Regions from separate parts of the Homo sapiens genome. Here region 1 is linked to region 2. The links are chromatin contacts, found by Hi-C or POLR2A ChIA-PET in ENCODE. All regions are on one chromosome and are shown on one strand. The core of a region is the stretch at or near the end of the contact, and the rest is flanking DNA. Distances in the headings are between cores, read along the strand shown.

What was found. A loop is a pair of places that touch in the nucleus more often than their neighbours do. ChIA-PET counts read pairs that join two places held with the same protein, here RNA polymerase II (POLR2A). Pooled maps may share reads with other maps.
Region 1: a map of PC-9 shows a loop between it and region 2 (5-fold over the local background). The contact joins the promoter of RASGRP2 here to the enhancer-like site in region 2. A Hi-C loop is called at or near these places in 4 of 168 maps with a recorded cell type or tissue (K562, PC-9 and mammary epithelial cell), 1 of 37 single-sample maps with no recorded cell type and 7 of 50 pooled maps. POLR2A ChIA-PET finds 5 or more read pairs at or near these places in 5 of 52 experiments (AG04450, H1, PC-9 and 2 more).

The regions. Positions count from the first base shown.
Region 1 is chr11:64,742,698-64,745,397 of GRCh38, forward strand. RASGRP2 (RAS guanyl releasing protein 2) reads right to left here and starts at 1,445. Exons shown (of 17, transcript NM_001098671.2): 1 at 1,306-1,445; 2 at 97-240. The coding sequence starts at 169. RefSeq lists silencers at 112-441, 752-801, 962-1,011, 2,002-2,111, 2,362-2,561.
Region 2 is chr11:64,654,026-64,656,725 of GRCh38, forward strand. The region is part of intron 11 of NRXN2 (neurexin 2); the gene reads right to left. Among named protein-coding and RNA genes, the nearest start is that of NRXN2-AS1, 12 kb to the left of the region's middle. RefSeq lists enhancers at 1-40, 1,002-1,161, 2,652-2,700. Within about 2 kb of position 1,291, at least 4 of the 41 ENCODE cell types and tissues checked have a DNase peak (open chromatin) inside an H3K27ac peak, as active enhancers do.

The DNA of each region.
Region 1 (2,700 bases), core at 195-2,694, 89 kb after region 2:
GTCAGGGCTGTGCCCTGGACTGTGCCTGGGAGGCAGGGACCCGGGCTCAGACTCGGGGCTAGGCTCAGGCTCCGTGTGCCCTCCCGAGCCACTCACCGAAGGCTTCGATGCACCCGCGGAGCAGCTCCTCCACCGTGCAGCCCTTGTCCAGGTCCAGGGTGCCTGCCATGGCCGCCGGCGCGGGGTGGGCTGGGCCCAGGCTGCGCTCCGGGAGCCTCCCACCGGGCTCGGACCGAACCCCTGTCCCGGGAGAGGCAGAGCGGGAGTCTGCGGAGTCGCGGGCGGGGGAGCGGCCCCGCGGGCAGAAACGGGGCGGGGCGGGCACGCCCCCTGCTGGACAGGGGCGGAGTTGTCCCCCGCGGCCACTCCCGGGGTTAAACGGTCTGGCCCGGGATGGTGCAACCCGCCAGTTGGGAAACGGACCCGCAGAGAGGCTTCCGGCCCACCCTCGGAGTCGCGGGAAGGCCGAGGGGCTTCACGAGGATGGGGACGAACCAAGATCCCAGGACTGGCTGGCGCCCAGCCCCCCGCAGGGCGCCTTCTCCTCGCGCCCTCTCCCCAGAGGCACCTGCAGCACCCCGCAGCTCGGCTCTGCGCCCCTCCCGCTTCCCTCCCTCCACAGCCTCCCTTCCCCCGCAGGGTTATTTTGGGAACCCAGAGCCTGAGGGGACCTCGGAGGAATTTCTCCCTGGTATGGGAGGTGGGGGGAGAGAACCCAGGCGTCCTGCCCGCCTCGCCCCCTCCCGGGAGCCCAGGAAGGCGAGGCGGGGCTGCGGCAGCCCCCAGGGGGCCTGCCCTAGGGGAGGCGGACTGGATGGGAGAGGAACATTCCTGGGGCGGGGGGAGCCCGCTGCGGCCAGGAGGCGTCAGCGGGAAGCCTGAGCCTGGGAACTGAGCGCTCCCAGGCCACCTCCGCAAAGGTCCCAGGGGTCCCGGCTCAGCTTGTCCACAGGCCCTCTTCCTCCCTATCCCCGGCTCCTGACCCTGGCCCCGGCCCCGCACAGGCGAACTGTGAGCGCGCACGGAGCAGGGTGTCCAGAGGGGGGCGCTCGCGCCAAGGGTGGCCGGTGGGTGCATGACACCATTAGCAACTCCGGTCACTGGCGGGGTCATACGCACCCTGGCAGGGGCAAACACTCCACACCCAAGTTATTCGTCGGAGGCCGGGGACCTAAGTGGAGGTGCAGGCGTCCGCACTTACACGCACCGGGCCACAGGCACCGGCCTCCCATCCTCCGTCTCTCACACACAATGGCACCCACACCCTGTGCACACCTGCACGAAGAAACCCTCAGGCACACATACCCAGCTCGTCCACCCCAGAATGCAAACCCGCGGACGAGGTCGCCTCCTGGACGTGCTGTTCACTTGAGCCAGGCCAGCCTTGAGTCCCGCGGCCACACAGGCGCTGACATCCTCACACGTGTGCACACACGCAAGGCAGTGCCTCTCCACGCATGTACACTCCCACACACATGCACACACCCCCATGGGTGCGCACGCCCATTCCGTCGCCCCCCTCCCATTTGCGGTGCAGGGCCCGCCCTGCGGCCCCAGCTCCCTGACTCCCCTCACTCCCAGATTTTGGCAGAGCCTTGCCCCACGGAAAGGTACCCCGGCCCTACACATACTCACTCCCCCAGGCTGGAGGACAGGGGAGCTCCTGTACGGAGTTCTCAGGCGGACTTTTCCTAAGAGCCACCCAGAGCCGTCCCCGCCTGGCTCTACCGCTTCCTCGTGTGACCTTGAGAATCACTTGGCCTCTGGGAGCCTCAATTTTCTCATCTGCCAAATGGGGGTACGCGGGGGAGGGCCCCGCTGGAAGGTGGCTGGGAAAAGCTGGGTGCACCGTGGAGGTCCTCCGCCCTCCGGGGATCCAGCGCGCCTTAGCTCTCGTGGCCGCTGCCCCCTCTCCCAGACCCGGGCCGCAGACTCCCCACCCGCTCGCCGCCCCCAGCCCGCCCGCGCCGCCCTGGGCGGGGGGGGAGTCGCTGGGGGCCGCGCCCTCCTTCGCCTGGCGCCCCGCCCGCGCTCGCCCACTCACTCTTGGGACCTGCCGCAAGGAGCCCGCACCGGCCTGGCCGACCCCACCTCCGTGCGCTCCCGCCCGCCGGCCTCGCTGCGGCTGCGGCTCCCGCCCGCTCTCCACGCCGCGGCCCCGCTCCCCGCCGCCCCGCCCCCGCCCCCGCGCCAGGCTGCCCCCTCCCCCCTCCGCCCCTGCGCGGAGCTCCGCACCGCCGGCTGCGCCACCCCCACCGGGGGCTCCCTCTCGCCCCGCACGCGGCGGTCCCTGCGGCAGCTTAACCCCTCCCCTGCCGCGCCGCCCGGGAGGCCAGGGCCGCGGGCGGGGGGCTGCGCCACTAGCTGCCCCGAGGGCGGGCGACCGGAGGCCCCGCCGCCCGGGACGCGGAGGGGGGACCGAAACGAAGAGCCCCTCCCCCAACCGCGGACGCCCCAGTGCCCCCCGCCCTGCCTGGGTGTCGGGCGGAGGAAGCCGGGAGGGGCAGGAAGCGGACTGCGGTGGGGAAGGGGCGCCCCGCCCAGCCCCCAGCTCGGGTTCCTGTTTTCGAGACAAACCGTTCCCATGGGGCTAACCCGGCCCGGGACCGGGCGTCTTCCTGCAGGCAGCGGGTGGCACAGGCCTAGTGGAGGTCGGGGGCGTGGGGACAGCTGGTCCTTGAGATAGTCTGGGGGATGGGC
Region 2 (2,700 bases), core at 41-2,540:
GCACCTTGGGAATCCCAGTCGTACAGGGGATCAATGGGGGCCGAGGGCTTGACCAACCCCACATCTCCCCTGTCTCTGGGAGGGAGATGGGTGGGGAGAGCCAGAATCCCTGCATCCCCTGCTCTGGGACGACTCCCTCCTCAGAGCCCAGGTGTGACTTGTCACTCCCTGTTCCCCTCTGGGCTCTGAGCTAAATGGAGGGGTCTGCCCCAGGGCCCCCTTCCCGAGGCCATACACCTCCCAAAGCCCCAGTGGCTAGTACCACCCCTACAGGAACCTTCCTTCCACCCTTTCCAATCCTGGGAAATGCCAGGCTGCTACTGGGGATAGATCATGGGAGTCCTTCACCCTGAAGAGGACCTAGTATTAACCTGCTTTCCTAGTCAGAGGAGCCAAGGCCTCACAGATAGAGACAGTGCAGCCCCCAAAATATGATTTCTCTGAGAACACAAAGCAGTTGGGGACAAGCAGCCACCATAAGCAAAGTTTCCTGCCCCTGCCCCAGTCCGGTCCTGGCATTGCTATCCTCTGATTTCAGGACTGGGAAGGCCCCGTGTGGCTACACAGAGCCAGCAGCCCAGGGCCCTGAAGCCTCTGGCCATCCCTCTGGTTAGACACACCACCCAAAGGTGGGAGCCAGTCAGGTCTTGCAGAGGGAACAGTGGACCAGGGTCCTATGAAGTCCAGATTTAAGGCCTTTAGGATGTCTGCACCACTCCATCAAACGCCAAGCCTGACGCAGCCCAAGGGAGGGGACTGGCTGGAGCTGCAGAAATCCTTTACTGGGAAGCAAGGGAGCTGGGTCCTCATCTCCACCCTAACACTCACTAACTCACTGTGTGACCCTGGGCAAAGCACTTCTCTCCATGCCTCAGCTTCCCTCCATGTGAGCTGAGGGAATGGATAACAGTAGGATCCTGAGCAGGAAGTAGGCAGCAGGTAGACACTGGGTTGGCTTTGCCTTTCAGAGAGGGGCAGTCTCCCGGCCCTCGATTGACAGGCCCAATACCCTGGCCTCCTGTCGCTCCACCCCAAATAGGCTCTGCCTACCCCACAGCCCAGGAAGCAAAGGGGGTGGGCAGCTGCATCCCCTGGGCCCCTGAAGGTTCCTGCAGTGGAGGTAAACTGATGCCCCTGTGGCTTTGAGGGCCACGGCCCTTCGGCAGTACAGCTGAGCTCCACACGCGTTGTCAACCGCAGCAGAAGAGTGGAGGCGAGCAGCCAGGACCCTGGGCCACAGCCTGGCACCAAGGGAGGAGCAGAGGAGCAGAAAAAGGTCAAAAGGCAGACACAGAGGGAAGTGAGAAGTCTCAGTGAGAGGAATGAGGTAGAGAGAGTGCAGAGAGAAAAGAGGAAGAAAACGGAGCAGAGGAAGGAGCGGCTGCACAGAGGGGACAGGGGAGGCTGGACAGAAGAGGAAGGGGAGGACTGTTAGGGTGAGGGTAGAAGGGTGCCAGGCCCTGGAGTCAGGTCACGGGGGCTCTCTCGGGGCCAGCAGAGTCTTCACCAATGAAGGGTCCAAAAAAAGAAAAAAGGGGAGGCTGGATGGGCAAGCAGGTCCCCTACTGGGGAAAAGACCCAAAGAAGGAGCTTGATTCTTCTCCTTCCCCAGCAAGGGAGCACCAGGAATGGGGGGTCCATCTGTCCAGAGAAGAGGTGTCAGCTCCAGGCCCACCCCTGCAGAGACTCCACCCTCAGAAACACAGGCTCCAGTAGGGTTTGCAAGAGCAAACGACTTGAAGATGGGCACCCAGAGGGAAGCCAGCCCCATCCAGAAGAAAGCCAGAGACTGAGAGTGAGCAGGAGAAACCCAGCCTCTTCAACATACACATTCACCAAAGTTCAGGGGGCACTAACTAGTAACCTGTTAACTAGTGACCTGTGCCTCAAGTGCAGGGAATAGGCAGAAGTGAGTGGTCTTCGTGGCACAGACCCACGAAGGCCCTGGCTGGACAGAGAGAGCAGGGTCGTAGTATGAACACGTGTTGGGGAGGTAAGACAAAGCAGTCTGCATGGAAAGGAACTCAGGGGAAAGAACACTGGCTTCCCAGCCCTGCCTCACCTGGGTTCCTTCCCCGCCCAGGCCCTGTGGGTTGGAGACAGTGGGCCCAAGGCTCCCAGGCATCTGTCTCAGAAGTGACATCACAGAGTGGCAGCATGCACTCTGTCATAGCCCTCCTTCAGAGCTGGCTCCCAGCAGCCCCCCTGATAATTACTGATCAGCCTCAGGTGGAAAGGCAATGTACCCTCCCATGGCCCCAGGGATTAAAGGGCTTTGGGATACAATGTGTATTTAGCCTGATTTAAAACACAAACGGGAGTTAGATTTCTCCGTTTGATTCCAAGGGGCAGAACTAACGGGAATTTCACAATAAGTGGGAATTTCACAATAAGTGGGAATTTCAGAAGGGCAGGGTGACACTAAGAAAGAACCACTCAATGATCAGAATGGATCTTGGAGGTGGGAGGTAGAAGGCCTCCCACTGGTAGGGAGTGTATGGGTGATTCATGGGGTGGGGAGGGATGCTGAAGGAGGTAACCCCCTTGCAGCTCAGAGATTCTTTAATTACACCACACCCTTCAGGTCAGCTGCACTGACAGCTGGGACCCCAGGGGCACACCTAGTAGAGGACAGTGCCCAGCCTGGCCTGTCCTCTCCTCCCCTCCAGGGAGGGGCCCAGGCCATGCTGGGATAGGGCA